2 separate regions of the Mus musculus genome follow, and region 2 is linked to region 1. A link is a loop called in an ENCODE intact Hi-C map of the cell type or tissue named here. Cell type or tissue: left cerebral cortex. All regions are shown on one strand. Each heading gives the region's core, and the rest is flanking DNA. Links, peaks and the distances in the headings are about the cores only. Region 1 overlaps Gm11820 (a long non-coding RNA gene). Region 2 has its middle 43 kb from the start of Runx1t1.

Evidence for each region. Hi-C counts contacts between places; a loop is a spot of excess contacts. Peaks named below come from ENCODE experiments on the same cell type or tissue, not always from the same donor. Only the 100,000 strongest peaks of a DNase experiment are listed, where the experiment ranks them.
Region 2: it touches region 1 in a loop (2.9-fold over the local background); 2 of 42 quality-filtered maps call a loop at or near these places.

Annotation. Positions count from the first base shown.
Region 1 is chr4:13,093,020-13,104,601 of GRCm38, reverse strand. Gm11820 (a long non-coding RNA gene) reads right to left here. Exons shown (of 9, transcript XR_390410.3): 2 at 9,914-10,194; 3 at 9,206-9,297; 4 at 7,995-8,211; 5 at 7,752-7,852; 6 at 2,672-3,546; 7 at 2,362-2,573; 8 at 306-357. Among named protein-coding and RNA genes, the nearest start is that of Gm11820, 7.5 kb to the right of the region's middle. In left cerebral cortex, for the core only: a CTCF peak has its summit at 5,546 (motif pointing left); DNase peaks (open chromatin) are centred at 5,556 and 8,105.
Region 2 is chr4:13,735,843-13,747,424 of GRCm38, reverse strand. It overlaps a transcript of Runx1t1 not described here. Among named protein-coding and RNA genes, the nearest start is that of Runx1t1, 43 kb to the left of the region's middle. In left cerebral cortex, for the core only: a CTCF peak has its summit at 4,147; DNase peaks (open chromatin) are centred at 3,747, 4,071, 4,404, 5,111 and 7 more places; H3K4me3 peaks cover 5,192 bases; H3K27ac peaks cover 4,872 bases.

The DNA of each region.
Region 1 (11,582 bases), core at 1,651-9,650:
TTAATGATCAAGCAGTACTCTAATTTCAATGCCATTGTTTGGGAATTCCAAGAAATATATTAAATAAATACTTCTGTTTTGCTTTAACTAATTAGCTATTTTAAGATGTATGCTTTTTGGAATTAAAGGAAGAGTGGTGGTGTTTGCTTGCTCGCTTGCTCGCTTGCTTGATTGCTTTAATAAAAGGAAATAAACCAGAGCAATCAGGAAATACTTACAGACTCTTGGGAGGAAAAAAATATCCTTCAAGTAGAATGTAGTACTAGATCGTTAAAAAATAAAGACATCATAAACCCATCAGTTACCTTAACTGTGTCATAACCTTCCGTCTTCTGATCAGCCTTTAGTGACATATGTCTATGAAAAAAAAGGACGGTTTAACTGGAAGATTATGATGCTGGCATACATCAGAAGTGAAGAGACCATCTCCATTAATTATACATATTTCTTAAATGTTTTTGCGATTGTTGTCTTCATCTTTAGTTTTGTTTTGTTTTGTTTAGAATTGACTATGGTTTCTGATAGGGTGAATTCGTTTTCATGCGGTTCTAAAAGCAAGTAGCATATATTTCCAAATGGCAGAATTGGCCTTTGGATGAATATAGCCATCCCTAAGCAAAGTCATAAACATTAAGGTGAAAGCCAGTCCAGGACTCTATTTTATCAGCATTGTTTTCAAACCAACAAGCACAGCCAGACTGAGCTACCTCCATGGCAGGAATCATCAAAGAGGCCTCTTCTTGAGACCTAACACCTCCTTTCTTGAGAACATCAAATAATGATGCAGCCCTTCCATTCATTATTTCTACATTTCAGTCAATAGAACCAATGATACACGAAGGTCAAAGGTGACAGTAACTGACCACACTTCCATATTCTATCTTGCACTGAGTATCAGGATGTTATGAGTATGAATGACTCAAATCTTAGGACTTCCTGGACAAAGTAAAATAGCCCCTAAGATACGTACCAAAAAAAGGGTAAACTCTGTCTTATACATATTGTGAAAATCAAGACACATTAATATATTGGATTTTTAAAATAATTTGAAAAAAAAAAGAATTAGTTATTTAATTAATTAAATTCCACCTAAAGATATGCAATTGACTGGGTTGGATTCATACAAATTAGTATGGCCAGCATTGCGAACCTGAAAATATTTCATTTGTAATAAAAAAAGAAATATCCTCAAGACTCTCAAATGCAGTTAGGGCTTTTCAAGTGCACTGTCTGTCACTTTGTCTTTGTACCAGAAGCAAATTATTTCTTAAGTGCTAATTGGCAGTTCTGTAAAGATTCCACAGTGCCCCCATGCTAATTACATTGCCTGCAGAATTCTCAGTCAGACTCTACCTCCAGCCAATACAGTCAGGAAATCTGACAAGAAATTTTATGCTCAAAGTTCTCACATAGGGAAATACTTCATACTGGGCTATAAACATGTGGAAATACCTGAAAGCCATTTCCTCTCTCTCATTAGGGATGCTCTAACTTGACTAATCTATAGTGTGCTTACATTTTTGAAGTGTTACATTTGTGGTCCACATACTGAACACTTGAAATAATTGTAACCAATAAATGTAGCCGCGTGGCTTGTTGATTGTCAAGTTGATTAAGCTGCTCCACTGCAGGATTCCATGTGGATCTTTCTCACATAAATTATTCCAATCAGAGTGAAATTTGCTTGTGTTAAAAAAAAATTATGTGTCTGACAGGTGATGGTTGCCTCCAAGGACTTGATCAAAAAAAGAAATTTATAATTAGGAGGACTTATTTAAGGTTCATGGGCTGATGTAGTGTGAATCCATGACTAACTGGGAAGAAAAGAGTAGAAGTACTATGCATTTCAGTGTGTGGTTTGGCACTTGCTAACCCTGACTACAGGAAGCTCATTTCTTCATACTTCTGATTTCTCTCTCTCAAATAAAGCTGGTATTTAAATTATACATATAAAAATTGACAAACATTTTAGTTAAAAGGAGTAAAATATCAGCAATGCTCCTACACTGTAGTAATAATATTGATACTGTGAATTATTGTGGTCAGGATTAAACAAGTTAATATACAGAAACATTCAAGACAGTGATCGGGGCCTGTTAAGTAATATATATATATATATATATATATATATATATATATATATATATATATATATATATATATATATATACACATATATATACATATATATACATATACATATATATATATGTTATAATATTTTTAATCTTTTTACAATTCAGCTTATGAGAAGAGAAACAAAGAGTACATATTAGTGGTTTCTGTTCGGCATGCTGTTTCCCTGTCTTAGGTTGCAACAAGAGCACCTCCCACCATTTCTCCAGTATGAGACTAGGATACCTGGTTGAAGGAATGGCTGTATCAAAAGAGGATCAAATGAAAGCTCTCAAGGAGCATAAGGACAAAGTCTTAGATCAGTGTTTTCATTCCAGTGGCTGGTTCTTCACGTTAAGGTTGAAAAATCAAGCGATAACATTTAGTGTGGGCAAAAAAGCCTGTTTAGTAATAGGTCCAAGAAAGTCTAGTGAGCAAGGAAGACTCAAAAGCCACTCCTGTAAGAAAGAAAAAAACAACCCTTCAATTTGTAATGCTTTTGATAAATCTCTTGCTTTATGACTAGGGGGATTTGACCCTCCACAAACCATCCCACCTCATAACAGAATGGCCACTTGAGGTATGTTTTCTCTTCTGAGCTCCAAGTTCATATGAGCTTCTCAGAAAATAGCTCAAAATGCTGCCGTTATGTTTACCCTGAGGGAATGAGAAGAGTAGTTATAGTTCTTATAAGGTGTTATCTCTCTGGAGAAAGGCAGATGTATCAGGATATGAATGCGATAAATTCCCTTGCTGTTCAACTGTAAATCCACAACAGTCCCTTCCAAGAAAATTGCCATAAACCCCATCATCATCTCAAAGCCTGTGTTTCTCCACAAGTTGCTCACTCAGATGTCCCAAGCCTTTCAAAAATTACTACTTGCTCTTCTTACACATTTTCCAATTTCATCATGTGCTCACTTCAAGGTGTAGGGGATAGCAAGAAGAAATGTTAAGTGTCACTTTGCCCAGACTTTACTATAATCTAATTATTGTAAATTATGTGAACAGCTGTCACCAGCATAAGCAAATAACAGATTTTCGTTTTATACTAAATGCATTGATTATTGTTGTCAAACACTTACATTACATATGATCACATGGTTGCAACAATAGTTCTATTCTAAGCTGACCACTGATACATAACATAATTCTAAACAGTGTCGTGCATTGTAAATGTGCTAGTCCTCTGCTATTGAGTGGAAGAGAGGCTGGCCTATCTTGGTTATGTCTATCAGTATTATAGCATAGACTATCTGTGTGCCCATTCTGGTTAATTCTACTTCTTATGCTATTTTACGTGATGTGAATGGCTATTATTTAGAATGGTATAACAAACATAACTTAATTTTTGACTTCCAAATGCAACTCTACCATGTATTGCCACCAGGACTAAAATAGCAGCAGCGTACTCTGGGATGATGTCATTCCCTATAAATAAAACAAAACAAGAAAATCAGGCATAAAAAAAAATCTACAAGCCAATGAGAAATAGCTCAGAACTGAAGTAACTCCATAGTTCTAACAGAACAAAGAAGTTCTTCCTGACTCTTAATTCCCTTGTCATTGTTCTCCAAGTAACAAAACTTATCAGGATTGATTTATTTGAAACAAATAGTGTTGATGTTCTAAGATATAATATTGGCATAGTAATCTTGGAAATAATAATAAGAACACAATTATATAATACCATGTAATTTAGACGATGGTAATTCTTAATACTCATAAGAATACTATTGTCTTTATGTTAGCATAAAAATATCAGGCTTCTGAAACCCTGCAGTGACCTCTATATTAAATCCAGTGTTCTGACTGAAACCATGCTACAGGACCCCATTTCATTTGTGGGGCTTACTTTGTTGATAAGGTGCCTAAAAATCTGAAAATTAGAGAAATGGCTCTTATTAAAAACAAAATATTCATTATAAAATATTTTATAGTTATATTACATATTATAATTATATATTATAATATAGAAAGCAAAACATTCTTAGGATATAAGAATAAGAATCCGGCTACCTGCTGGAGTCTTAACTGGACTGTCTGCTGCCTGAAACTTATATTGTTATATACCCTTCCACTCTAAGTCATGCTTACCTAAGGATAACACACTGAACACTGGTAAAGGACATTTTCAGTTAATTCACTCTCTAGGCAGACACGGATGCAGGGAGGACAGGTCTTGGGAGGACCCTGCCAATTTACCAAGCATCAATTCTCTGTGTACAGAGGGGAGACTAGATACCACAACATGGACACTGAAGGACCAATTCGAGTGGCCACTTAAGATCAGAAATACAATTTGAGTTGGTTAGCACAATGATTAGCATTAAAAAGAGATGGAACGGGCCCAGCAAGACAGCTGGGCAGGTGAAGACTCCACCCTCTAAGTGTCATGATGTGGGCTGGATCATTGGGATCACATGATGAAGAAAACTGACTCTCAGATGTCATCATCTGATCTCCATACCCACACCATCATACACATGTGCACACACACATTCATATAAAGCCAAGAAGTAGACACATTATACGAACATAAAACCACTGACTTAGTGTTTAGCATTTTGAGGATAGAATCTAGAGCCTTGTTCATGCTACACAAATGTTCAACCACTGGCCTACTTCTCAGCCAGCCACAATTCATTTTCTGCTTTAATTATAATTTTAATCTTTCTTTCTTTCCTTTTTTTCTTTCTTTCATCTTTAAAAAAAAATGTGTGTATGGGTGTTTTGCATATGAGCATGTCTGTGAATCACATGCATGGCTGATGGCTACTAGAACCCAGAAAAGGTCATTTGATTCTCAGGAACCCACTGTGTGGGTGCTGGGGCTTGAACCAGTATCCTCTGCAAGAGCAGCAAGTGCTCTTAATTGCTGAGCCATCCGGGCAGCCTGTTATTCCTTTCTTTCTTCCCAATAAATACAGGGTTTTCATTCTTGCAGGTCCTTTACATCAGAGTTTTCAATATAACAATATCTCATTGCCATTACAGAGAAAATAAGGATGATATCAGATATCAAGACTGTCTCATCAATAATGGTCCCATGGGAGAGTGGAAGAAGACAGCATAATTTGTAAATGATAGGATGGGCTAATTTTTCAGAAATTTCTTCTGGAAGAATAGATATAAATGTCAAAGAAATAACTGTCTTTCATCTAGCGCCATAGGATAAAATACTTAAACGTGGCAAACACTTTGGACCTTGAGAAACAAAGCACACACATAAATTGTGAGATGTCCATCCCTGGTTAATTTAATAAGGTCAAAATCCTTTTATGTATACAGGCATCATCGTTCATCTCTACTTGTTTATATGTAAGAGATATGGACTGTGCAGAGGCCATTATGTCTCCTGGTAGCTATAAAGCTACCGTGGACATCTCCTTCCACTTAACTTGTCAAACTGCACCAGCTGCCCCCCCTACTGGTAGTGGGGAAATTGCAGGGTAGACTGTTGGTGTTCCTTGTCAAGTCTACATCAGCCCTTTGAGGTTATAAACTAGGATTTAAAAGGTCGAGCAATGGTCTTGTTTGTTTGAACAGAAAGGTAATCTACACATCACTGTCACTGAAGCCTGGAAAGATGTCAGAAGGCAGGTCATTTCTTTCTACTAAAGTGTCTTTTCTTTTATTACCAGCTCTATAACAAGATTATTGAAATGATTCAACAATAGTCATGGCACTGCTATAGAAACCTGTTGAAAGTAAATAATAAAAGCATTTTATCTGAATGGCTGTCATCTTCCTGTTGAGGGATATATTTGTTACATAAGTGCATTTGTGTGTGAGTCTGCCTATGTGAGCTGCTCTAATTTGGTTATGCGGATAGGTGCCATTGTAACTTCATTTTAACCCTATTAGCAAAGAGGGGAGGGCAAGCAGTCTCAAACTGTAAGTCAAAGGAATTGCAACATGACTGAGTGCACTTGAGTCCCAACTGTAATTTAGCATTTGTATTCATCTTAAGCAGCTCAATTAGAAGAAGAAGAAAAAAGGCCACTGCCTTTAGAATAATGTTTTAAAATGCACTGGCTATTCTTAATGACAGAGGGTTAACCATTTTGTCTGTAAATTGTATCCTGCATTATATGTAGATTGGATCAATTTTAATAAATTAAACTACTATTTATAGCTTAGTATTTAATTTCCTTAAATATCTTTTTTATTATTTATAATACTAAACAACATGGACTGAGGAATTTTTAATTATGCTATGCTTTTCTATTTTATTCTTATCAGGAAACCATGATTTTGCAAAGATTTAATAATATTTTCATTTTCCTTAATTTCAAGTAAGTTATATTATCTGAAACTACTGAAACTGACTTATTAATGAAGAAAATTGCTTATAAAGTAGAGTAAAGAGACCATATTTTATCAATGTATCTAGAGCTTTGTCCTCGTGGTTCTGCCTAGTGGGTGCTGCTTGTTAAAAGTGAGACAGATAGTTCTTGGCTAAAGTTCCACAAATGGGGAAATGTGTGGACCTTTATACAGTCTTCTCTCTTGGATGAGGAGACATTTTTATTCCTAGGGAAGAAATAACTAAGTCACTCCAGGGAAATCTGCGCCAGAGAAGAAAGATTGCACAAAAGCAATGTCTCTCCAATTCTACTGTCTAGAAGGAATGGATAAGACAATGGGACAAAGAGACACTTTGTCTATCTAACAAGAGTATAAGGCAACATGTTACAGGTGGGACATATCTTAGTTGTTGGAAATGTTTTCTATTAAAAACTAGAAGCAATTAACCTAATTGAATGGTTTGCGTTCTCCCTCTCTCTCTCTCTCTGTCCATCTCTATCTCTGTCTCTCTTTGTGTGTGTGTGTGTGTGTGTGTGTGTGAGAGAGAGAGAGAGAGAGACAGACAGACAGACAGAGAGAGAGAGACAGAGATATAAACAGAAAGAGATGTATGTACACCTATGAGTAGGGAAGATATGCTCACTCATGGGTGTGGACAGAGCACAGGTCAAGGGAAGGTGAGCTTTTGATACTTGCTATGTATCCAGCTAATATCCCCGCCCACAGTAATATGTTTCAGATGCTACAAGTATTGTTACACTGATTCTTATTTAATGTTCACAGATCACAGTGCAGTATGGACTTTATGATGCTCTCCCTGTGCTAAGATGACTCAGGGCCATCGTGGGCCTTGCTCGACTGCGTGGATTAGTTTCCTTATTTGGCTTTCTTTTTGAATTGAGTATAATTCAAATATGAAGATAATTTATCCTAGCAAATTTCAAGAGGGAAAATACTTTCTTGGTAACTTGATAGCATCTTGAAATTATACATTAACTTTGCTATTTAAGAGGACAGAACAGAATTTTCAGGTGCATTCTGAATATACTGGTCAATACAATTAGTATTTTTTCTCGCTTTCAATTCTATTAAGATTGTGTTATCTGAAGCTCTGTCTGGAACTTGATTATGATTCTGAAGATTATGGGAACCACAGGACTGTTACTATTAGTGTAAAAGGCAATTAATTTCAAGAGAGTGACTTTTGACTCTTTTTAAATATTTCATTCTAAGTAATAAATATTCACAGTAGGAAATAAATCTGAAGAAAATGCATAAAAAACTGTGCTAAGGTATGAACTGATTTATTTAATGTCTACTCCTACCTTTAAAGTGTAGCTGAAGTCTAGATCTATATGGCATTTGTTCATTCTTGTCAATGAAACACTTTAGCCAAGTAAAACCGAAGTTAGCTTCACGCTCCTGTCTGTGAACAAATCAAAGCTCCGAAAGATTAAACTGCTGCCTCAGATATATGCAGACACGTACACAGCATCAAAACTCCCATGACGCTCAAAATGAAATAACTGACAATTCGTGTGTAAATTAAAGGTGCCTGGAAATATTACCAAAAGTCATTTTCCATACACAGGTCTTGCAAGGGATTGGAAAAGGAAGCAAGTTCCTGCGCAGCGCTATGCGGTCCGCATGCATCCATCAGCTGGCCGTTCTCGGGAAGAAAGAAGCTGAGTTGACAGCAGCTAATGCGAAGCATGAAGGGCACGCCTTAATGGAAAGAGGGCTTCTTCTGACCAGGAGTTTTCCCTTCTCATCCCAGTGGTGCAGCTGTTAGTTTGACATTGACATTCAGATGAGTTAGAAGCGGAAGGACAATTTCCATAAAACAACTAGCTGGCTTTGTTAAGTAAAACAGGTCCATTTACCTTCCCAGCCCAATAAAGTGTAACCAACCAACAGTTACAGAGAAAGGAAACACCCAGTGCCCAGCCCACATTCCTTTATCTGTGCATATTGGAAGTAAAGAGGTTTGATTTTACTGACTTTATATTTGGAATTTTGTTTAGTATTTTCTAAGTATAATAATTGTATACTAAATGATCTTTTTATACATACAAACTCAGCTGACTTGACACAACTTGGAGGATGTGGTTTCTATCTTTGTGACTTAAAATGTGTGTGTGTGTGTGTGTGTGTGTGTGTGTGTGTGTGTGTGTGTGAGAAGTGTATATACATGGGGCGCACATGAGTGGAGGTCAAAGAGACCAGAGTACAATTTGTGGGGGTTGGTTCTCTCCTTCTACTCAGTGGGGCTGGGGCCAGAGCTCAGGACAACCTATGACAGCAAGGGCTTCTAACCACTGAGCAGTCTCACTGACTGATGTTTCCCATCTTTCTTGCCAGTCAGAAGAGTGTGACGGTTCTCTGGGAAGTTCTGAATCTGAAATATGATAGGCGGTAAACAAGTCTTCAGTGCGGCTGGTATTGATTTTACTAGGTACAAAGAGGTTGACAATGAAGGCAATGAGAGACGCAGCCTCCTCCTTTAGGAAGCTTATACCCATTTTTCAGAGAGTTAAATCACAGCTATGTGGCCTCATGTCCATCAAGACATTAGTATGGAGGTGGTTAAACCTTCAGAATAGATTTTATTATGTTCTGTTAATCTATAGTCCCTTGTTAGTCTATTTAATGCCACGGTTATTATCAAATAAATTGTATTTACCAGTATCAGAACATTAGTGCCCAGTGCATATATATGCAGTACACGACATCCTGAAAGCCAACCAGGAACATGAACAAGTTTAAGCCAGTCACTCACCGAGTTGGAGGATATGCTGAGAACATGTGATTTCACCATTCTCTAATGCAGAGCGTGCAAGGTAACACTTTCACCTTGCTATCCTGAAAGTTCTAACCGAAATCGATTAGTGAGGGTAGCATTCAGACACATCAGACCGGGGGTGGGGGGGGGGGTGACTCCGCCTGTTTTGATTTTATTGCTTAATTTTTAAGTTACTTTTCTTCAGATTGTGTGTGGAACCTATCTACTGCTTTCAAACAAGCAGGAAAAATCCTGCTGAAGTAATGGTAGTCAGAATCAATAAATAGAAACAATGGAAACTAAATTAAAGCAACAGCCTGATTATTTTACAACTTGAAACAATATCCCCAAAATGAATGTTAAAAATTGCCTAAAATCGATCTGCAACCCTATAGGTGGAACAACATTATGAGCTAACCAGTACCCCGGAGCTCTTGTCTCTAGCTGCATATGTATCAAAAGATGGCCTAGTCGGCCATCACTGGAAAGAGAGGCCCATTGGACTTGCAAACTTTATATGCCCCAGTACAGGGGAATACCAGGGCCAAAAAGGGGGAGTGGGTGGGCAGGGGAGTGGGGGTGGGTGGATATGGGGGACTTTTGGTATAGCATTGGAAATGTAAATGAGTTAAATACCTAATAAAAAATGGAAAAAAAAATTGCCTAAAATCAATGAACATTTTGGTCTGCTGAATTTCTATTTACCCTTCAAAGATCAGTTGTAAAGATCAGTTGATGGTGGCCTCCTCTGTCTGAATTAATAACCGACTCCAGGGTATATCCACGTCCATTTCAGTTCACATCAAGATGAAATACAATTCCTTCTTTAGCTGTTTTCTTTATGATATTTATAGTTTCATACTTTCAGTGTTTGTATTTCCTTTTGCTCCAAGCTTTGGAACATAGTAAGATTTTAAGTCATGTACAGATTCTGTAGAGATCAATGAAGATTGTAGATGCTAACAATCCGCAGCACCAGCAGCCATCTGAAAAATATTCTGAATTAATCTTTAATGCTTTCTTCTTGTTTGGTTAGTGGCTTATTTCATCCTAACATACATTAAGATTCTGTTTAAGTTTTATTAAAACATCTCAATTCTTTATTTTATACCATAGCACCCTAATATTTTCTGACATTGTATTAAACTTTGAAATAGGCTGTTGTAATCATTTTTCCAAAATTTAGGCTACTTTTATATTACCCATCTATGAATAACACACTTTTTTGAACTTCTTCATTTAATTAATTATTATCAATATATGAATTAAGACCTGTGTCACATCTCCAACCCTAAACTTGACACAGAAACAAGGTCCACTGTGAGCGGTGTGTATTATCTACCTTTTAAAACATACAGGCAACGCAAGTACAGAGATACTGCTTGAAGAGTGGCTATGTAGGAGACTAAAAAGCAAACGCAGAAAATAAATGTCTCTTTCTATAAGTAGCATCCTCCAGAAACCTCAGTTTTCTTTATTTCCATATTAAACAAAGGAGTTAGTCATGTGTAAGTTAATAAAGTAAACACAGGGGAGATGTGCCTCAGAATTAGAGCCAGACTGTGAACAACGGAGCAGGAATGTACTTAAACCCCGTACCAGCTCGTGACCAGGTCTGCTCTCTGTCTTCGCTCCTGAGTTTTGGACAAGCGGCAGGAGCTATGAGAAAAACTTTGAACCTGACAAGCACTGCAGGCCTGGGAAAGGCCCCTGTTTTAACACAGCCCAGATGTGATCCCTAATGAAAGCAGCATGGTCCTGCAGCTGCAGCAGTTGGGGCAAGGCATTTGAAACAGAGTAAATTATTTGAAAAAGACATTTTTCCCCTCTTACAAGTATGCTTGACCTGTCTTGGAGCAAAAAATCTTAAGCTGGATTCAAAAACAATTTATAGCCCTTCTCTTATCTTCTTCCGATTGTTGTGCTAAACTTGGTGCCCACAAGAGTGGTGGAAAGCCACTGGGTGTGTGCCATACAAATGTGTTTATCATCCTGACAGAGGGCCTGATCCAGTAAGTCTCCAAAAGCTAAGTTTTAAGCATGTAGAATAGAAAACTCTAAACTAACCAGAACACCGAGCCTCACACTACAGGCTGAATTATTTACGCATGCAATTCTTGTCCATTCTGGCTTGCATCTTATAATCTCCATCAAGGATGTTTGTGTATGTGTTTATCTTATGTTTTCTAAGTTAATTTTAAAAGATTTAGACACAAAATGAATTTGACTATTAACATAAAACACTAAAAAAAACTAAATCTTAGGAGAAGAAAATCTCACAGGAATCATGTGGCTTATTCCTTTAATATATCAGAAGCATGCTATGTTATAGCATCTAAACGCCAACCTGACTTTGTCTCAGTGTAGAGAGACG
Region 2 (11,582 bases), core at 1-8,000, 640 kb before region 1:
GGGGGATTTTGAGTTGGTACTGAAGTCTATAACTATTAAAATCCTTGATTGTTTTTAAGTGATACTCCTCTTAGCCCAGTTGTACACACTTACTTAGCTTTTAATAGATTACTCTCAAAACCTTCTTCTAAGCTACATTTAAAATTTTTAACTGATTCTAACTAAGCATTTCTGTGGTTTTGTAAGTACGTAAAGTGACTCCATTCCATAATAAAGAACTTCTACAAACCTCAATTTGCCCTGCGTTTGCTATCAATAAAGACCAAAGAACACAATATGATGAATAAAGTATCCATATTAAAATAAAGAACCTTTAAATGCCCAAACAGCAACAAACAAATAGCCTTTCCCTCTTACATAACTTACAGTAATAGACTCCAGCAAAATGCAACTGACTTGGTTTTTTTTTCACATGCAAATTGTGCAGGTGCCAATTTTTCAGACTGCTTTGCTATGAGGGGCTATGTTGCCTGCATAAAACCTCAATGAAGAAGGCTTTGCATTCAGTGCCTGTCAGCTGATGTTCATATCAAAGAAGTGAGAAACAGGATTTGACAGTGAAGAATGTCCTAAACTGACAACTACTGACCAGCATTCTTAATGGAAGCATTTCTTTCTCGTGATCCCTTTTCAATGTTTAAAACCGAAGGAGGGTAGCTAAGCCTCTAGTTTACAATAAAATAAATTATAACTGCAGCTGACATTTGTGAGGTTCTTTACAATTTATAAGGAGTTTGCCCAAAAATATTTAGGCTAACGCCTCGATTGGGAATCTTTTCACTGACACTAACACCAAGGGCAGTGTTTTCCTTCTTTCAGAAAAGGATTGGGTAAGAATTACAAAGCACTTAGTCCTCTGTAATTCAAAGGTTGCTCTCCTGATATTTCCAGGAAGTTGTCATTTAACAGGCCAGCTTCCCCTGCACTGAAGGTAGAATACTTCTTATTAGGAAGATCCTTTCAAAGACCACTTCAAAAATCAAGTCATTAGCAGGTATTGGTGGGTGAAAGAGACTTAGTCAACAAAGAAAAATGGCATTTCAAAGACTTTTGCAATGATTTGAGTTGTCCAAATATTAGAGAGAGAAAAAAATCCAGATGTTCTCTCTGCTGCTTTTATTAGATGAGAACCAGCAAAAATTGCATCCTGAAATTCTCCCACAGAGTATCTAGGTTTTCAAAGAAAGGGGCCTGCGGTCTACATGGTCTACATGGTCTATATGGTCTACATGGTTTCTAATTAACGGTTAAACAAATGTTTTTAATACGAACTTCATGAAGTTCTTCTTGTAGCATGGGCTTAATTAAAATCCAATTTCTGTGTGCCAAGAATGATTCCTTGGTAATTTTGTTAGTATTCTGTGTTTTCAAAGAATAGATTTATTTTTTTTTTAAAAAAAATCAAATGTGAACTACATTTGATAAGGGAAGAGTTCAACTGTCTAACACTCATCCTGGCTGGAAAATTAAAATATAACATAAAATAAGTAAAAAACTGGAACAAACTGAGATTCTAGTTAACATCATGTGAGACTATTAGCCCTCTATTTCAAAAAGAGTGAACAGAAAATGAAATCACATAACCACCTCTCTCTTCGTTGACAGCCTTTATCATCGTGCTAAAACTAGACAGCATTTTAAGAACTGATATGGAGAAATAACGCATTGGGGATGTGTTTTTGTTTAGACACATCCCAAACACCCAAACTGAGGCCACCGAGGCTTGGGAAACAATGGTATGTGCTGATCCTTTCTAAGGATTTGTGTGAACAGGGGAGTTGGACACAGAAAAGACTTCTCGCAAATGCTGCAATAAACTAACGAGGCCCCCCAACGCTCACAAACTGTTCATCACAGAGAAGCTGCTCAATTTGTATTCCGGGAGTGTGGACTTCCCGGGCATAGACCCAGTTCTTCTGGTCTATAAGAAGGGGGATGATAATAAGAGCCACGGAGGGCACTTAAAAATGGTACAGATGTTGAAAAGGAGGCTAGGAGGGAGGAAAGCCTGTAAAACACATTTTAGCTCACACAGAAGATATAAAGGATGCTTTGGTCAGCAACCCGACCTTTATCGGGAGATAAATCAATTTGCAGCAGCTGTGGACAGCCATTTATACACAGGCCCTGGGCAGATTAATTAAGGGAAGCGAAGTTAAAAATTCAAGAGGGCTCAGAGTTACATCAAGCACATGAAGTTGGTCTGGAGTGGCCTCTCCAGCTCCCCAGCACCTCACTCCCTCGCTGTTCTTCAGGGTCTCTTCCCAGGGAATACTAGATAAGTCCTTTAAAGAGTCTTTCTGCACATTTTCCCGAGAGGCACCAGTCATGCTGGGGCACGCTGGGATTTGTGGTGCCCAATCCTGAAGGAAAGTTAAATTCAAAAGACTTCCCTGCTACCCTTTGCAAAGGAGCTAGGAAGGCCCAGGGCTCCAAGACTCTGGCCAAATCCTCCGAGCTGTAACAGCCTTTAGTGGGAAGAGGAGGAGAGAAGGCAGCTATTTTTAGTAACAGTCGTGGTTCACATCCTACTGCCCGGAATCATAACACTCAAAACTTTTCCAAAGCTTAACTGACCCAAAAAAAAAAAAAAAGAAAGAAAGAAAGAAAGAAAGAAAACAGTTTCAAAAACTGGGTTTAAGTGCGTATGCGGACTTAAACTGTTTTTTGCTTAAATCATCCTGGTCAGGACAAGATCCGTCCGGGGTGGAAGAGGGTTCCAACCAACCTGGACCTTCTTTCTAGATTCGCCCAGAGGATGGTGAACTGCGGGGACCCGGGAATGTGCTAGTCCCAGTTACTTCCCCTGAGGGATTTCTGGAGAACGTAAGAAATTCTCCCGCAGCAGCTCGGGTTTGGCTTTCTTCCTGCGGGAGGTACTGGGCAATATGTTGTGCTCTAGGCTAGGAATAGGCGGGCGTCGCCGGGTCCCGACTGTGATGGGAACACCCTAGAAGGCCAGGGCAGCTGGGCCAGCGGGACACGGTAGTATGGTGGAGGGGATGCTACCCAGGTATCCCCAGCTACGAAGCTTGGGATTTGCCTCCGGCGGGACACTTAGCTTAGAGAAGCCGCCTGATCATCCTTGTGAGGTTTCCCATCAAAGCACCCCAAATGCCCGAGTAAGAGAAAGTTGTCAGGCGGTCGCACAGCGCCTGGGTGCAGGGAACCAGAATCTTACCCAAATTGTAGCCCAGAACCAAGTTAGGAATTTTTAATCTTGCTCCTAGGACTAAGGTGTCCATGAAAATAAGCCTTTCGCTTCCAGTTTTAAAAACCCATGATGCGGGTGTGGAGCCACCTGCCAAACACATCGTGGACCAATTGACCAGTTGTTTAGTAGAAGGAGACATGCTTATCTTTCTGTTCTCCTTTGATGGAAAAAAATTTAAAATAACTAAAAAGAGAGTGCGGGGAATCTAAAGCAAAAACGGAGGGAAATACTGTCTTATCTGGTCCTCGAAGTTCAGTGTCATCGCAGACTCCAGCAACCTCAATGATCTTGTTTGCCCTGCTACGCAGTCCTACTCTAGTTGAGCGTCAAGTTCAGCCCAGAGCCTCTCGGTCCAATTAATCCAAACGATGCTGACGGTCATCGGTCATCGGCATAGTAATTAACAGTACCAGCCCGAGGCCGGTCCCAGCCACCCGCTCTCCAGCCCGCCCGCCGACCCAGCTCGCCCGTTGGCACTTACACTGCACAGGGCTGGAGAGTCCCACCATCCGCCGCGGGCTCCCAGCTGCAAATAAAACTTCCTCCGGTCGGTGCCGGCCGGCGGGGCCAGAGGACCAGGGCGCGGCGCCGCTTCCCTCGCGGTGCCAGAATGTCCGCGGCCACTCGCCCACAAGCGCTCGTCCAGAGACCGCCCGCCTAGTCTTGCGGATCCCCGGCAGTCGCCTCGCACAGCGAGCCGCGGGGCGAGGAGCCCGGGGTGGCGGACGCCAGGCAGACGCAGGCTGCGACGCGGAGCCCGGCGCGCGCCGAGCTCAGCTCCCCCTCCTCCCGCCTCGCTCCCTCCCTCCGCTCCTCTCTGTTGTTGCTGCTGTGGCTGACAAATGTGATGTGGGGCGCAGGGGATTGCCACTGTCACAGGCGGCGTCTGCGTCCGCCTCGCCCGCCCTCGCTCGCTCTCGAGGAAGGCGACTGCATTTATCTGCAGGGCGTCCGGGCGTCCGCCGGGGAGCAGGAGCGCCGCGCGCAGCGCACAGCGCCCACAGCGCCCGCACCAGGTCGGCTGCCGCGCGCGCCCGCACCCGGGGGCGCCGCGGCCGCTCGGGAGGGAGGCGGCGGCGTGGCCGCGACCAGGTGCGGGGGGTGGGGGTAGGGAAGCTAGGCGGGTGGTGGAGGTGGAAGACATCTGTGTCATGCGGGAGGTCACGGGGGTCAAGTATATGTTAACAATGGGCAGACCCGGCTCGCAGGGGTGCGCTGGCGGGCCGGAGGCCTGTCTCCCTGGCCTCGCCCTCTCTGGTCCAGGCTGGACATGGGGCTGGCTCCCTAAGGATGCTCTCCCAGGCTCGGGACGTGTTGGTGGCCCCAGTGCCCTGCAGTAACCCAAGACGACCACTTTCCCTGGCCATCTGGAGAGCTCCTAGCTGCCCTGCCTGTGTCTCATCACTGGCTGCAGAGACAGCTCTGCTAGAAATCAAGCCACTCTCAGATCTCTCTAATCCCCTTCTGTTAGCTGATTTCCAGACCGACTATTTGCTTTCGCATTAGATAATAGCCTTAGAGAAAACAATTATCATTTCTTTTCCCCCCTTTGTTTTTCTACTTCTCCTGTAGTATACCATTAAGAGAGACCTCTTTCTCTCCCTCGTTTTTTATTGAATATGGTCCCCTCCCCCCCCCAGATATTAATATCAATACTTTAGAAGGAGGAACGAAGTCCCTAAGGAAAATGTAGGGTGAAAGAATTCCAGATATTTCCAGAATAAATAAATAACATCTCCGTGAAGAGTGCTGACAATTTGTACAGAGCAAAAATGGGCTTGAATGGTAATGAAAATATTAATATGTAGGTCAAATATGATCAGATAATGGCTTGCAATGATAAGTAAAATGAAATCTTTTAAAATGATCATGGAACGGTGCCACGGCTGCAAATGTTATTGTATTTAGTGGAACAGTTTGAAATCCTACACTGAACCATGTTTTCTCCAACTGGTCTAAATCAATGTAAAATGTCCTGTGAGCATGTTTTAAAATTTCATCTTTGTAAAGAGGGGGAAATGCATGCGAGTAAGAGTCAGCCTGATGTCATAAGAACTGATAAGACATCCGTGGCTTTATTTTTTAAAGTGGTGTTTCAAATATTTAACAGTGGATGAAAGCCCCCCCACCCCACCCTTTTAAGCCCAGCTGGGCTTCCAGTGCTGAAGTCTTTGCAGCCTGTACTCATTTTTAGCAATTCATTTTCAGAAAACACTCATTGTACATTCTGCCCTCTCCTTGGGACATTTGTCTAATGAATTATAACACTGTCTTAGTATTTAATATTATGATGTTCTTCACATAAATCTCCCCCATTTTATCAAGGTATATAGCCTATAGGAATTTCTACACTAGGGTTTTCTTTTTCTCTGCTACACTCACAAATCTTAACAGCACTAATAATCTTAAAATATAGAATTTTATGTTCATGTTAGTGTGGTTCATGTCAGAGCTTACTATGTATTCCTGAGGGAACCAAAAACCATATTGATAATCTGGTGCCCTGTTACCTGCATTCTTTTATGTCCAAGATAAAAATGAGTTGTTTGCATTCTAGAATTATACACTAATCCTTAGTTAAAATTAATAAAGTGGTGTGTTACTCAGAAATGATTTGTAAAATAATGTAACTTCTTAAGTTGTAATTTAAATTTAAAATGAAAATAAATTAGCAATAATTTTACACTATATATATGTGTGTGTGTGTGTGTGTGTGTGTGTGTGTGTGTGTATATATATATATATATAAAATGTATGAATGGGGTAGGGAAATAAGTTAAAATTATGGCATATTTTTTCCTTCTCATAAATTGTGCCTGTGTAAATATGAAAATATATTGGAAACTTTGAACTTCTAAATCAAAGGAAAGTCCCTTGGAGTTCCCTGCAGATCATCTTTATAATACACAAAGCATGTTCTATGGGTTTTCACAGATATTATAGGATCATCCTTTTGGCCAGTTATGGTTTAAAAAAAAAAAAAAACATTGATTACTGCATACTTCCTAGCCAGTTATGGCTTTTTTTAAATGTTTTTTTTTTAAGGGATCGATTATTGTATACTTCTTTTAAGAAAAAGTCTTCTATTTGAGTTGGGTTTCTATCAGACTATTATCATTAAATCTATGGTTTGTTCTTCTTCTTCTTTTTTTTTTTTTTTTTTTTTTTTGGTAATTCTACTAACAAAAGCTGAAGCAATACACTCCTGAGCTGATGGGGAGAGAATGAGTCTTAGTAGTCTTTAATCCCACTTGCCTCCTCCTTAAAAGACTTGAATTATTTAAAATATAAAGATATCATTCTTTAGGGTGTTTATCCTGGAATTACTTCCTAATTCCTCTATCTGTAGCAGAGAGTTAACTGCAGAGGCAGCTGGAGCATGAGCTGAGAGTGAAGTGTGACATAGAAAATGAGACATATTAGGTGCCCCAAAGAGAGCAGCAGCAGGGGAAGGCTGTAGGGTAGTGGGGGAATCAGCTGACAGCAGAAGTCTATAATATATTTGGCTACTTTAGCCCTGCCATGGAGGTGCACACATGACACACTATCCAAAGCACAATGAAAGATTCACTGATACATTCTTTCCAGCCAATCTAAGAAGACCTGGAGGAATAAGTCCTCCTCCTATCAGAATACAAGCAGAAGGATCAGGTTTCTGTATGTTCAACACTAGCTTCCTAAGCAAAAACAAAAACAGCAGTACAATAAAAAAAACGTAGGAAGTAAAACCTATACCTGTGCATCACCACAACGCCATTAGATCAATGAACAAACCATACAATAATATGCTGAATTAAAAAAAAAAAAAAGACAACTTTGCTGACACTTTTCTTCTATTGTAGATTTGCTCTTTACACCATTAAATTTTCATTGTTGCAAAAGTATCGAGTTCTTGAGTTCTATTTACAAGTTTATTTTTTCAAAAATGTTACCTATGCATACTTTTTGTTTTCCCTTAAACCAGCCCTAAAAAACCCAGGGCTTTTATGCAAATTTCTGAGGAATGCTTATTACCTTCTTTAGAGATTTGTGATTCACCTCTCTCTCTCTCACACACACACACAAAAGGAATTCCTCTACTGAATGTTAACAAGTATTTAATTTGCACTTTTAAAATTCCTTCTTCCAGATCTTAAAGCTTAAAGGACTTCCAAGCTGTGATTTTTCTCTTCCTTAAGAAAGTCCTCCTGCTTGCCTGGGTGGAGGAAAGTCTGTAATTACCACATTAGTTCCTCCTAACAAAAAATATTTATTGTTGCACTTGTGAAAAATAGAATATGATAAACATGAAGAATGGCAAGCCATAATTACATTTTCTTAAATCTATATTCACCCACGACTCGTGGCTTTCCCCGTTTCTGCTGGAGTGTTTCCTGTAATTTACTTTTGGGGCTCTCTATGGACGAATTTTATTCCAAATCTTGGTAATTGTGTTACATAACTCTTTCATGTTTTATTTCAGATATGATGGAAAGGAGAACAAGATCAGAGATGGTTTATTTTATTCCAAGGCAGTTGAGCCATATAAACAGTATAGGCACACTGTTGAGTAAAAATACCTTAGATGTTTTAGAAATTTTTAAACTTGGAAATGTAGAAGTCACATAAGCCAGCAAAAAGGTTCTCATCACTCCATCAAATAAAATAATCATTTCAACCTGCTTTAGCTACTGTAGACAATGAGTTTGATTTTTATGACCCAATGTATCAATGTAGTCATGTACATTTTGCTATACTACCTTAAAACAAGCTTACACAATTCCAATTATTTTTTTCATTTTCTACAACAAAGATCCTGAGTTTTGAAGAGTTGTACAGAATAGGTCTTATTGGTGTTTCCTTAAGATGGAAATGCCTGTTGGGCGTGGTACTGCATGCCTTTCATCTCATCATTGGGGAGAGAAATTTCCACGGAGTTCCATGAGCTCACACATAGCCTGCTCTATGTACTGAGTTCCAGGCCAGCCAGGGTGACATAGTGAGACTCTGACTCAAAAACCAGTTTTGACATTTAAACATTGAAATGTGTCATGTGACCTGCTGCAGCGCTGCATTTATTGCAAAAAGTGGACCACACACATCTGTGCACACACACAAAAACACACACCTATACTTAACATACATATTAAATGCATACATATGTAATCTTGTGTGATCTAGTAATTAGCCTCTTTGGCCTAGAGCTGAGTCATATCTAGTACTGATAGTAAATAAAATACTTATTCATGTTGCTCACCTAAACTATTTCTCAACCTTATTTTGGAAACCTGCTTTTTGAAATAGTATAAGCCAAAATAAAATCAGGGGACATCTCCACTGAAGTTCCACGTCCCGTATCCTTTACTGAGTTTGCACTGTGAAATTACTCATCTTTTGTCATATATTTTAAGCTGGTGGTTACACTGTCCATACAATCCTTAACTAAGTGTGTATCATGGTAGTCTAATCATGCAAAGACAAATGTCTTTGTTTTGTTGATTGCACAGTATCTGGCACACAGTAGGTGCTGAATAAATACTTTTTGAATGAAAAAGGAAAACTTAAAACATTTCTATTCGATGAATGTTTTACATGTGGCAAATACTACCCAACAATTTCTTTTTGACCCAATATTAAGAATGCTAAGAGTTTTGATACTACTGAGCTTTTAAATTAATAAAATGTGGAAATGTCATCTGTGTCTTTTACATATGTACCACTGTGTTTTGTGACAAGTGATGTATTTGATTTTATACACACACACACACACACACACACACACACACACACACACACACACACACACATGCAGGTATATACATTCTGATCGTGTCTTAACTAAGCCTAACATTCTTTCAGATAAGTTAACAAGCTATTTTAAACTTTGCCCCCTGTAAATTGAGTCATGTTCTTCAATCATCTAGACATGTTTTAAAAATATGATATACCTCAACTTCATCCCAGTTAGATTGTGGATATGAAACAAGTTTTTCTTTCTCCTCTCCTACAGTAATAGAAACATGTGTTTAGTACAAACTTCTCTGGTTGGCAAAGACTGACAAGCTGTTTAATTTGTCAACAGTGTACTCTTCTTCTTGCATTTAATTATTGTAATGCTGCGGATGGAGAGATAGATTAGCGGTTTAAAGCCTTACAGCTCTTGTCAGAGGACTGTGGTCCAGTTTGCTCCCAGCACCCACATCAGGCAACTCACAAATGCCTGTCACTTCAGCTCCAAAGGAGTTAACATCTTCTGACCTCCCTGGGCAGCCACATAAGCTGATTCATACACATCAATAAAATAGCAAAATAAATCTTTAAAAAGAGTTACCACACCATTGATAACTTACACAGTGATCTGGATGATTTAAACATGTTCATACTTAATAAAGAATCAGTTATATTTGGAGCCTGCTACTTTAGTTATCATAATTTAAGACAGCATATGTGGATCTGCATTGGCTCTACCTTTTGAAAAATGCACAGTATTTTAGTCAGCTCATTTCCCCTAATTCTCTAAAACAATCTATGGACAGCGTAAAGCATGGCGCCTGCTGAACCCATATCACCCACTAAGACTGCTTCAATGCAGAATGCATCCTCCTCTGGGAGGAAAACCCCAGCCAACTGGCTCAAAGCTCGGCAGTAGGATGAGAAGGAATTTTTGACGGACAAGTCTGTAGCAAATATGGGCCTGCTGTTAATCATGTTCAGGGTGAAGTTGTTTTACACAGTCCTTACCTCTTCTGAACTCCTACCCCCACACCACCCCCAAGCAGGACGAACACTCAACTCAAGATTGGTTGTCCAACTACAAGGCAACGTAGAATGGACATGGCTATCAGCTCAGTCTTCCTTCTGAGTTCCTCCCCCAGATCTCATCTGTTGCCTTTTAGACAATCCTTTAGTCATTGTGCCCTTCGGGTTAAGCACCAATAAAAATCACACGCCAATCATACACAGAATCACATCCATTCAATAAGCCCTACAAACCTGCCATTTGATCCAGAGTCGTTGAGTAGTAACAAATTCTACATAATAGAAAATTTTGATTCATCGTAGTTTCTAGAGGGGAAAAAAAGATATTTATGGAATGAAATGTGACTTCCATGTTCATTTTTAAATGTGTTGGGATCATAGGTATGACCTACTACATCTAGCTTAAAATTTTATTTTCAAGCAAATATTTCTACATGTAGGTGCCTATGGGGGCCAACGGTATCTGATTCCCCAGATATGGAGGTGAAGATGGTTGTAAACCACTTAATCTGCTCTCTGAGAACCTAATTCATAGCCTCTGAAGAGCAGCAAATGCTCTTTAACTACTGACCCATCTCTCTAGATGTTTTTAATAAAAAGCAAATATGTTACATAGAAAGAGTATCTTAGACACTCTTTGAAATGAGTGCTCAGAACCTGGGGATTATATTTGTGATGGTTTGAAAATGTCTGGCCCATGGCAAGTGGCTCTATTAGGAGGCATACCCTTGCTGGAATAGATGTGTCCTTGTTAGAAGAAGTATGCCACTGTGTAGGCAGGCTTTGAGGTCTCCCTAGTCTCAGGCTCCACCCAGTGTGGAAGAGAGCCTCCCCTTGGCTGGCTGTGGAAGAGAGTCCCCTCCTGGCTGCTTTCAAATCAAAATGTAGACCTCTCAGCTCCTTCTCCTACACCATGCCTTCCTGGATGCTGCCATGCTTCCTACCATGATGATAATGGACTGAACCTCTGAAACTGTAAACCAGCCCCAATGAAGTGTTGTCTTTTACAAGAGTTACCTTGGTCACATTGTTCTTTTATAACAATGAAACCCTTATTTAAATGCAAACTGTGCATCAGCAGGCTTAGTCTCTTGCGCAAGAGTTTGCATTTCCAGAATAAATTTAGAAAGTGCCAATGAGCTGGACCACCTATCTGGAGCAAGGTTCACTCTTTGTGGGAGGCACTGAGAAGACCCTACCTCTCCTGTATATGACCACCCTTTGCACAAAGGCCTACAGGACTTTAGTATTCATAAAATCCCCAGAATGAGACAAGAGAACCCTGCAACTACTACGAGGCTCTGGACCTCCCTACCCACCTGCCATTGAGAATGGAGGTCTATTGTCGGTAACAAAATGTGAGCACTCACAAAGCTGTGTAGCTAAACAGTACTGGGGGATTTGAAACAAACCAAAAGAAAACACAAGAAAAAAAATGGAAACTCTTCAAAAGTTGAACTCTGCCTGGGCCATGGCTGGAGAATGGTTAGGTCACTTGTGATTTTCTCCTTTAAGGGGCCAATGATAACCGTCCTTGGACTAAGACTCAATCTGCTTGGTATGTGACTAGAAACATCTGCCACCTGAAGGGTGCAAGCAAAGAAAGGCACTTATTAATAATTTCAAGTTC